2 separate regions of the Homo sapiens genome follow, and region 1 is linked to region 2. Evidence: chromatin loops called from intact Hi-C (ENCODE). Cell type or tissue: sigmoid colon. All regions are shown on one strand.

Region 1 (5,000 bases), 180 kb after region 2:
CCCTCCACATGCAATGACCCAGCCACAGTCCCCCTGACACACATACTCATTTATTGGGGCAATATAATTTACATTTTAAAAACCAAACAAAGGTAAATACACTTGGGAAATTCCATGAAACCTGAACAAATAACTGTGCATGAGTCATAGGAAACAGCAATGGAAGAGGAAGTGTCTAAATATCAGAAAACAGATGTTCTCACAAATAAATCTAGTTGAGATTTAAGTAAGTGGCTCTGAGCCTCTTACCACATAATTGTTTTTCCTAGTTTTGAGTAAGGACAACACAAACATTTTGGGATCAAAACAATGTGAAGATTTAAAAAAGAACAAGAAAGCAAGGCAGAAAAAACCTTCACAAATAAATGATTAATCTCTGTCCAAACGGCAGCTGTCCTTATTGAGCATCCACAAGCTTGTCTGCGAGTGTAAAAGGAGGGAGAAAGGACCCTGCCAGGGCCGGCCAAGAGCGATGCACCTGCATTTAACCTGTGGTCTCCAGCCTCCTCTTCCAAAAGAATGAAGCTATAAACCTTCATTCTTCTGGTTAAAAAATACAATACAGATTCAAATAATACTGGCCAAATGCTGGCCTTTCAGAATTGACAGAAATACAAATGAGATAGTGCATGTGAGGGTGGTTTGTTTCCTTAGAAGTTATTTACCAAAATAATAAAAGATCTTCTTTCACCCTTTGAACTAAACCAAAACCCTTTTTTGAAGCTCCTAAAGAATATACTGTTTTCTTTTTCAATATGCTTTAAATCTAATGTTTCTACAATCATATTAAAAATGAAATCCATATATGCTCAACATGTGAGAAACATCTATTTTTTTTATGGGAATTTTTGTTTTTTTGAGACGGAGTCTTCCTCTGTGGCCCAGGGTGGAGTGATCTTGGCTCATTACAACCTCCACCTCCCAAGTTCAAGCAATTCTCCTGCCTCAGCCTCCTATGTAGCTGGGGTAACAGGCACCCACCACCATGCCCAACTAATTTTTGTATTTTTAGTAGAGATAGCGTTTCACCATGTTGGCCAGGCTGGTCTCGAATTCCTGACCACAGGCGATCCACCCACCTCGGCCTCTCAAAGTGCTGGGATTACAGGAGTGAACCACTGCGCCCAGACACCTTTATGGGAATTTTTACTTGAGCCACACCATAACGGAGAAAATCAGGACAATCCAAACCAACATCCACCCCCCTACCTGTAAAAAGCATAATAAAATTAGGTGGTTGCACAGAGATAGTTTCCTTTATCACTTCCCTAGAGTTTTTACTGAGATTAACAGGCTTTGTACTTCTTTTTTCCATCCCAAGATGAAAATGACCCACACTGAGGGACTATGTTTTCTGGCAGCAGTGAACGACGGCCTCTTCTTTGCCACTGAAAGTGAGCAAGTAACCACAAGTTCGTGTATGTCATTACCGTGATTGCTACACCCAACTGGAAAAAGAATATTCCTACTGTGACTCCATTAAAGTCTTTTCAAAGCAAAATATAGCATAGAACAGAAAAATGGACCTTAGTTCTTCCTTGGGCCATCCATTGACAAGTCAATTTTGTTACAAATAGTACCTTGCATACACATTATCACAAAACGTGAAAAATTAAACTAGATGTAAGTTTCATATGTTTTGGTGGGGTGGTAGACAATGCCATCTTCAAAAATTTCTTATATACAAGAAACTTGTCTTTGTCTCTAAAGGTGCTGGGAGAACAAGAATAAGAAGAAAATTAACTTCATTGCATTCCTTTTTTATTAACATTTATGAATTACCCAGTGAAAAATATAAACACATACTTTTAATGTCCTAAAACCTCAAACGTGTAAAGCAATGTTTTACTTTTAACTGAGTAACTTTGGGACAGGACAATTGTGCAACAAAATTACCTGGCAGAAGATCCAAATTCTTTGTCTTCTATGTAAGCTACTAACCCAATTCTTGACGAGACAATGTGATGAAAAACAGAAGTCAATATAAAAAAGACTCTTCTCAACAAGTGGGGGATCTTTATTATTAAACACTGTTCACTTTCTGCCAATGAGCAAATATACCAAAACCTCTTACCATCCCTGCCATCATCATGTCCTGGTCAGCGTCATCTTGTTTTCTCTTTAGCTCTTTTTCTGCTTCCTGCAGTTGCTTCAACATATTGTTCACCTCATTATCCAGATCTGTAACTTCTGCAAAAGTTCTTTCAGCTTCTGCCTTGGTGCTGGTGGCATTCTAGGCACAAAAGAAAATTGTACTTTTTTTAAAAAAGCTTTCCTTTTTCTCAAGTATGCTCCCGCTCCTTTTATAATTTATAAAATGTCTTAAAAATATAATCCAGAAATAATAATATATTGATTTATACTATCTCATGACTTACATTATCAATTTGGGTTATAAATAATCATAAAAAAAATTACTACCCACATAATAACATTTTGTATTTTATCTAGCACTTTCATTTGTATCCTCTTCTTTAATCCTGGAAACTTCTGTTCTATTATTGCTATTTTTAGTTGGGGTCATACAGACAGCAAATGATAAACATTTAATGGCATACACTTTCTACGACATCATATTGATTAGATGCTTTCGCTGAGGTAAAATTTAAATTCAAAGCTAGCTTGGTTCATTCTTGGCAGTTCATCATAATGTACAAAAAGACCACAATCCTGAAATATGAGTATTTTATAAAATATAATTAATCCAAAAGCCAACTGTTCTAAGGAAACTAAGAGGTTTCTCTGATTCTTAAATACCTAATTCTAAAATTGCTCCAATCTCTCTTTTAAATAAAACAAACAGATTGACCTTGAAATAAGAGAAAGCCAAACTAAAAAACATTATTCTTGAAGATGACTTCAAAGAATCCTAGCAATGGCAGCTATGGGAAGTCTCTCCTAGGAGTGGCTTACATATGGCAATATACTTGAAAGGGGGACTTGAAAGTTATATTGATAAGGCACACTACATAGTATTGAAATAAATACCACCTGTCTAGGTCAAAGAAGAATGTTTATTTAGAAAAAGTCTGATTTTTTGTGGGAATGGGCTCTATAGACCTCTGAAGCCAGACCTCACACTGAGACATAGTAGAAATTTTAGAGTAAAGCACCCTTTTACTGAGTTCCCCTCCTCAATGTGGATACCTACTCTCATGCCTAGTCAAAAGAAAAAAAAAAAGACAAATATGGTTTAAGACAATTTTACTGAAGTTCAGGAAAAAAATCTGCAAGGGCTCTGAGGGTCTGGAAAGAAACTGGAAAGTGACCAGAGAAAGATATGGGCAGGGACTCTTGGAGAAGAGGAAACGCACACCTTTTGGACAGCGCTCGCGATCCTCTCCGCCTCATGGGCCTTGTTCTTGGCCTCTGTGGCATCCGCCGCAGCACTGCCCAGGGCCTGCTGGGCTTCTCTGGTCTTTTCATTGGCTTCAGTGATGGTCTGGTTGATGGCAGGAATCTTCCTTAGTGCCTCCTCTGCGGCCGTCTTGTTATCGTTCACACGCCTATCAAAATCTGAAACAAGTTCAAGGACACATTTGAGCTAAACTCCCAACAAGTAAAAAGGGGGCCTTTCAGGGAGTTCCAACTGGATTTTGTTTTATGAACAATGGAAGTCAGGGTAAAAAATGGAAGAGAGCATGGGCTGAAATTTTAGAAATTACACATCTCTACAGAATAGGTCTCCCAGTTAGTGTTATAGAAATGTTCCGTTTCTGGAAATAGAATTCTTACTTCAACAATGTGCTTTAAAATGCAGAGCGCTGAGCATCCCATTACCACTACCTCAACCATTATTAAAAGCTGCAATTTATTTAGTGTTTACTGTGTGTCGGGTACTGAGTTAAGAGCTTTGTGTCTTTGACATAAAATAGGCTGTATCATTTTTATAAGAAAATTGAGGATTAAAGAAGTTACATGACCTGTGGTGCAGGGTGCAGGGTTTTGAACCAAGGCCCACTGACACCAGAGTCCATATTTTGAACTACTACTTTTTTTTTTTTTTTTTTTGAGAGACAAGGTTTCACTCTGTCACCCTGGCTGGAATGCAGTGGCACAATCACTGCTTAGTGCAGCCTTGACCTCCTGAGCCCAAGGGATCCTCCCACCTCAGCCTCTCAAGTAGCTAGGACTACAGGTATGTGCCAGCATGCCCGGCTAATTAAAAAAAAAATTTTTTTTTATAGAGATGGGGTCTCACTATATTCCCCAGTGAGGAACTGGTGTTCAACTCCTGGCCTCCAGTGATCCTTCCTCCCGAAGTGTTGGGATTACAGGCCACCGTGCCTGGCCCATATTTTCAACTAGTACCCTGTAAAGCATCCTGTAAAGCTTCTCTATTTATAGAACCTATGACTGTTTTATCAGACAAGAATTCACAGTTGCTCAGTGAATTGGTCACATTTCTCTTCTATCTGGGGTGAAGAAAAAAAAACAACAACAAAGAATCAGATGCCACTGGCAGAGAAAATGAAAGATAATCTCCATTTACCTATATAAGTTCTCTAAATAGGCATCTTGGTTATGTGAGTTTGCCTAATAAGAAAACATCTTTAAAAAAAAATCCATACTGAAGTATGCAGGGATAAAATGACAGGAGCTCTGGGATTTCCCTTTGAAATACTTTAGCATAAAAAAAGTAGGGAGTTGGGGATGAAGTAATAAATATGGTAAAAGTCATGATTAAAAAAAAAAATCACTCTAGTGGCGGAAGCATTTGCCCCTGTTATCTCAGCCTTTTCTACCTTTCAGGTTGTTGAGAATGTCATTAGCTTCTTGTAAGGTATCCCGTCCCTTCTTTGCAGCTTCTTCAGCGAGGGCCTTGGCAGCATCAGCTCGGGCTAGGAGTTGGTCTGCGGTCTGCAAACACATGGCAGATGAGAGGATGAACCCTCAAAGCAAATCCCTTCTGTCTCCTGGACAGACAAGGCTCTCCAGAGGTGCCACCCTGAGACTTGCCAGCATAAAATCTGTTAGGCTGCTCTCTCAGCACTGGGGTC
Region 2 (5,000 bases):
GGTTTGTTTGCTTGTTTGCTTGTTGTTTGTTTGTTGGTTGGTTTGTCTTTAAAGATGGAGTCTCACTTTGTTGCCCAGGCCTGAGTGCAGTGGTGCCATCATAGCTTACTGTAATTTCAAACTCCTGGGCTCAAGGAAGGCTCCTGCCTCAGCTTCTTGAGTAGCTGAGATTATACGTATGAGCCACCATGTCCAGTGAATTATTATCTTTAAGGTGTCTGCACTTTTACATATGCATACACTGTAGTTCAGCAAAAGGCTGTGCACACCATGAGTGCTTGTTGAGTATTGTCAAATGTCTAGTTGATAAGGAGGAGCTAGAAACAGAGAAATGCCATAGCCAAGGCTGCTCTGCCCCTGACCTGGTTATGCCTTCCAGTTTAACCCAACAAACAGTAACTGAGCATCAGTTGGGTGCCAGACACTGGACAAGATGCTGGGGATGCAAAGAAGAATAAAGCACAGGACTGACCTGGAGCTGCTCCCAAGAAAATGGGATCAAACTTATTACAGTGGCATGTATGGACTTGTGGAAGGACAGATCATTCCAGCTCTGAAAGTCAGGGAAGGTGGCATGGCAAGTTGGATTTTGAAGGGTTGGCAGGGGTTACCAAGGTAGGGAAGAGCATTTGAGACAGAAGGAACACATGAGTGAAGGCATATGTTGCTGGGGGAAAAGGGCATGCAGCAGGTTCAGGAGAGAGCTGTAGGGCTCAGATTTAAAGAACCCATTATATTTGCTCTGTTTGGGAGTTTGGATCTTATCCTACAGGCAAATAGTTGCACAAAGTTTGAAGGCATGTAAGAGAGTGAATAGGCACCTCTAGAAATGGGCACAAGGTTCCACACGGCAGACACTGAAGACTGCTTCTGTTGTTCATATGGAATTGCTGTTGGCAGAGCCTGTCTCATAAACATGTGGCTCAAAGCTGTTGCTCAGCAAAAGCCACCCTGTTCTCAGTGGCCACACACCTATCAGGGCCCTAGAGACAAATCCCAGCTGCAGCTGAGGCCCTTGGAAGCAGAGATTTCTGCTTCAAGACCTTTCTTCCAGCCTTCCTCTGCAGGGTTGCCCATTGGTACTAATTAGTAATTGATTAATATGTGCTGTTGTTGTTGGATTTTAAAAGGTATATTTCCCATTGGCTGGGCGCAGCGGCTCACACCTGTAATCCCTGCACATTGGGAGGCCAAGGCAGGCAGATCACTTGAGGCCAAGAGTTCGAGACCAGCCTGGCCAACATGGTGAAACCCCATCTCTACTAAAAATACAAAAATTAGCCAGGCATGGTGGCATGCGCCTGTAATCCCAGCTACCAGAGGGACTGAGGCAGAGGCATGAGAATCACCTGAACCCAGGAGGCGGAGGTTGCAGTGAGCCAAGATTGCACCACTGCACTCCAGCCTGGGCAAAAGAGCGAGACTCCATCTCAAAAAAAGAAATGCTTGAAAGTGAAAATCTCTAAACATCTAATGGAAGTGCCAAGAATATTATGTTTATATTAAACATTAATTTTCTTTTTTCCTTGCTAACCAAATACCCAGTTATCCATGCCTAAGGAAAGAAAGTCCAGCTGGTTGACCAAATACCCAGAAGTCAGGTACCTCCCTCTCTTCAGGGGTAATTACTCAAATCACAGCCTATTGTTCAGAGATGTGTGATCTCAGGCATGCTGGATTCTTCAGGTTTGTCCTGCTTTAAATCACAAGTATTTTAACAACCTTACAAGAAATGGTTCTTTGTTCTTTGGTATCCTATAGTATGCTTGTAAGCTTCTGAATTTGTTCCGGTTAAATTGAATAGATGCGTGCGTGTTGGGGGAGGAGGGGATGGGGGCTGGGGGCTGGCAGTGGGAGAGAGAAATTAGAGAGACTGAGTGTTCCATGACAGCTCCACGAGTGAAAGCTGGAATTGGGCTTCATTGGAAAAGACACAGTTGGGGAAATACTTGAGAATAATAACCTTGAATAATTACAAGAAAATGAGAAAGGAAAAGGAGATAATAGTAGCTAATAATGAAGCAATGTTGTTATTGAACATGGTGGCATATGCAGTTGAACCTGTCCATGCATGGACTTATTTAGGGACTTAGTTCATTTGATCCTCACAGCAACCCCTGAGAGGGATACTGTCATTATCCCACCCTACAGATGAAGAAATTGAGACTTAGGAAGGTATCCAAAATCTTACTGCTGGAAAGAAGTAGAGTCAGGATTTGAACCCAGATATCCTGAGGGATACTTGGAAAATCCTATTTAGCAGGCCCAGACTTCTAGGCCATTTGCCAAACATTCATACTTTCTTCAACTGAAAAAAGATGAGCTTGACAAACTGTCACCAATATGTCTTTTTTTTTTTTAGGAACTGTAAGGCAATTACTATTAAATAGTTTTAAAAGTAATAAAATAAATATACAGAGAGCAAAACAAATAAAGCAAATGTGGTAAGATATTAACAAATGGGGAATCTGGGAGATTGGTATATGAGGGTTCTTTGTACTATTCCTGCAGCTTGTTGGAAAATCTGAAATTGCCAGGTGTGGTGACTCATGCCTACTGTAATCCCACCTACTTGGGAGGCTGAGGCAGGAGGATTGCTTGAGCCCAGGAATTTGGGACCAGCCTGGGAAACATAGTGAGACCTCATTTCAAAAAAAAAAAAAAGCCTTAAATTATTTAAAATAAAAAGAAATTCCAAACCTGTGACTAATGTGCCTACCAAAAAAATTATTATCTTCTATTTCATAGTATGCTTATAAATTTCTAAATCTGTCATGGTGTATTAGTCCGTTTTCACACTGCCGGTAAAGACATAACTGAGACTGGGCAATTTGCAAAAGAAAGAGGTTTAATGGACTCACAGTTCCATGTGGCTGGGGAGGCCTCACAATTGTGGTTGGAAGGCAAAGAGGAGCAAGTTGCATCTTACATGGAGGGCAGCAGGCAAAAAGAGCGCTTGTGCAGGGAAACTCCCCCTTATAATACCATCAGATCTGGTGAGACTTACTTGCTATCACGAGAACAGCATGGGAAAGACCTGCCCCCATGATTCAATTACCTCCCACCGAGTCCCTCCCACAACATGTGGGAATTCAAAATGAGATTTGAGTGGGGACACAGCCAAGCCATGTCACATGGTTTACACTGGGCAGAACACCAGGGCGTGTGTGTGTGTGTGTGTGTGTGTGTGTGTGTGTGTGTGTGTGTAGGGACTGGACGTGTGATGTGAACTGCACAACTCTTTTCTTAACTCTGTTCTGAGAAGCCCACTTCTTGGATCCTGTGTGAGAAAAGTAAATCAGTAACTAGATTTCATGGTGGCCATTAATCATTCAGGTTGTAAAGCAGACCCCTGAGAAGTGGTAGGCAGGTCCTGTCAGGGAGCTTGACTGGGGACAGGCCTCTTTGTCCATCCCCACCATTTTCACTTTCAGGAGAAAATAACCTTCCCAGTGCCAAGACACCAGTGCAATTAGCTTTACCTAATTATTACCTAATACTGTTTTGAATCTAGAAAATGAAAGACTGCTGAAAAATCCTTTTACTGCTTCTTTTCTGAATTATTCCCTCACAGTTTTTCATAAAGAACCAGTTAATTAATTAGGGCCTGTAAGGAGAAAGAGGCTTTCTTGATCTTTGGCCAAGAATTCCCCAAATCGCTCACTCTGCTTGTTCCAAAATCCTGTGCTCTTAATGACTGGGCACAGAAACCATTAATTCTGTCAGGTCAGGGTGAATTTTGAAGCTTCAGTACCTGACACCCTAGACTGGAATTTGGTTTGTCAAAACAAAGGGAAGGGAGTGGATAGTGAAGGAAGAAGACAGTTGGGCAGGAGCTGGTTCTAGACCAGGGCACCTCACTCAAGCAGGGGCAAATCTCCATAAGCAGCCTCACAGGGTGAGCGGGAACCTTAGGACTAATCTCTTACGACCGCGTGGGTAGCTGGGAAATCCCTTTGTCATGTGGGAGATTTGTCATATGCTATTTGACTTGGTCACTTTTTCCAATAACAGTCTCTTGTGCTAAAAGGGGTGGAAAAACAGACTGTGAAATTCCAATGCCCCTGCTTTTTTTTTTTTTCCTTCCCTTGGGGCCATAATTCTTCCACCTGTGTTGGCATTATGAGTTTCTAGTTTCCCTTTAAAACAGAGGCCTTGTTTATGTGTAGAACAGGATTTTCAACCCTGGCACGGTTGACAAACTGGACCAGATGATTCTTTGTTGTGGGGCTGTCCTGTGCATTATAGGATGTTAAGCAAAACCCCTGGCTTCTGCCAACTAAATGACAGTAGCACTTTCTTCTTACAATTGTGACAACCAAAAATGTCTCTAGACATTGCCAAATGTGCCCTGGGGGGTGATCAACCCTGGTTGAAAATGATTGATCTAGAACCTTTTTAGGAATAGGGGTCTTCCTGGTTTTCCTGGGAAATCACTGGAGACATGAGAGGGACCAGAGCAGGCTGGATGCATTTGACTCAAACTCAGGCTCATGAAGGAAAGAGGAATAATTATGATTTTATATCAGAGGCATTCTGGAAGACAGGGTTTGCTATATTACTCTGGTGCTAGTTCTAAAGCATTAGAATGATGTTGTACTCTGCATTTGCTGTTCATGCAAGGAGCTTTTGAAAGCGGTCCCAGGATCAGGGCAGTACAGGAAGCTGGCCTAGAGATACTAAGATTCAGATCACCAGGCCAAGTTCTTTGAACAATTAGAAATTCAGTATTTTAAGAATGTTTGGGAGAGTCCGTCTGAGACCCACCCAGGTTGACTCTCCAGATTTACCTATTCCAGGCAGTCTTTCTCCTTCTTCTTTAACTAAAACTGCTCTCTCTGTAAAGGTCACCAAATTCATCTTTTACATTCCAAGAACAAAGCTATGGACTGCTCAAAGCGAATTTCCATGATTCTTCAGGTGTCCACCCTATATTTTCAGGAAAGTACTGAAAAGGTTCACCCAGGATAAAATATTTGCAATGCCTTAAATTAGGGTGA

Evidence for each region. A loop is a pair of places that touch in the nucleus more often than their neighbours do. Peaks named below come from ENCODE experiments on the same cell type or tissue, not always from the same donor. Only the 100,000 strongest peaks of a DNase experiment are listed, where the experiment ranks them.
Region 1: a loop joins it to region 2, with 4 times the contacts of the local background. A loop is called at or near these places in 2 of 110 quality-filtered maps.

What each region holds. Positions count from the first base shown.
Region 1 is chr1:183,134,902-183,139,901 of GRCh38, reverse strand. It overlaps LAMC1 (laminin subunit gamma 1), which reads right to left. Exons shown (of 28, transcript NM_002293.4): 24 at 4,746-4,860; 25 at 3,317-3,516; 26 at 2,075-2,233. It overlaps LAMC1-AS1 (LAMC1 antisense RNA 1), which reads left to right. Exons shown (of 3, transcript NR_149048.1): 3 at 1,322-1,500. Among named protein-coding and RNA genes, the nearest start is that of LAMC1-AS1, 3.9 kb to the left of the region's middle. In sigmoid colon, no CTCF peak of the experiment used is centred here; no DNase peak of the experiment used is centred here; H3K27ac peaks cover 452 bases.
Region 2 is chr1:183,309,930-183,314,929 of GRCh38, reverse strand. All of the region lies in intron 1 of NMNAT2 (nicotinamide nucleotide adenylyltransferase 2), which reads left to right. Among named protein-coding and RNA genes, the nearest start is that of NMNAT2, 110 kb to the left of the region's middle. In sigmoid colon, no CTCF peak of the experiment used is centred here; a DNase peak (open chromatin) is centred at 3,119.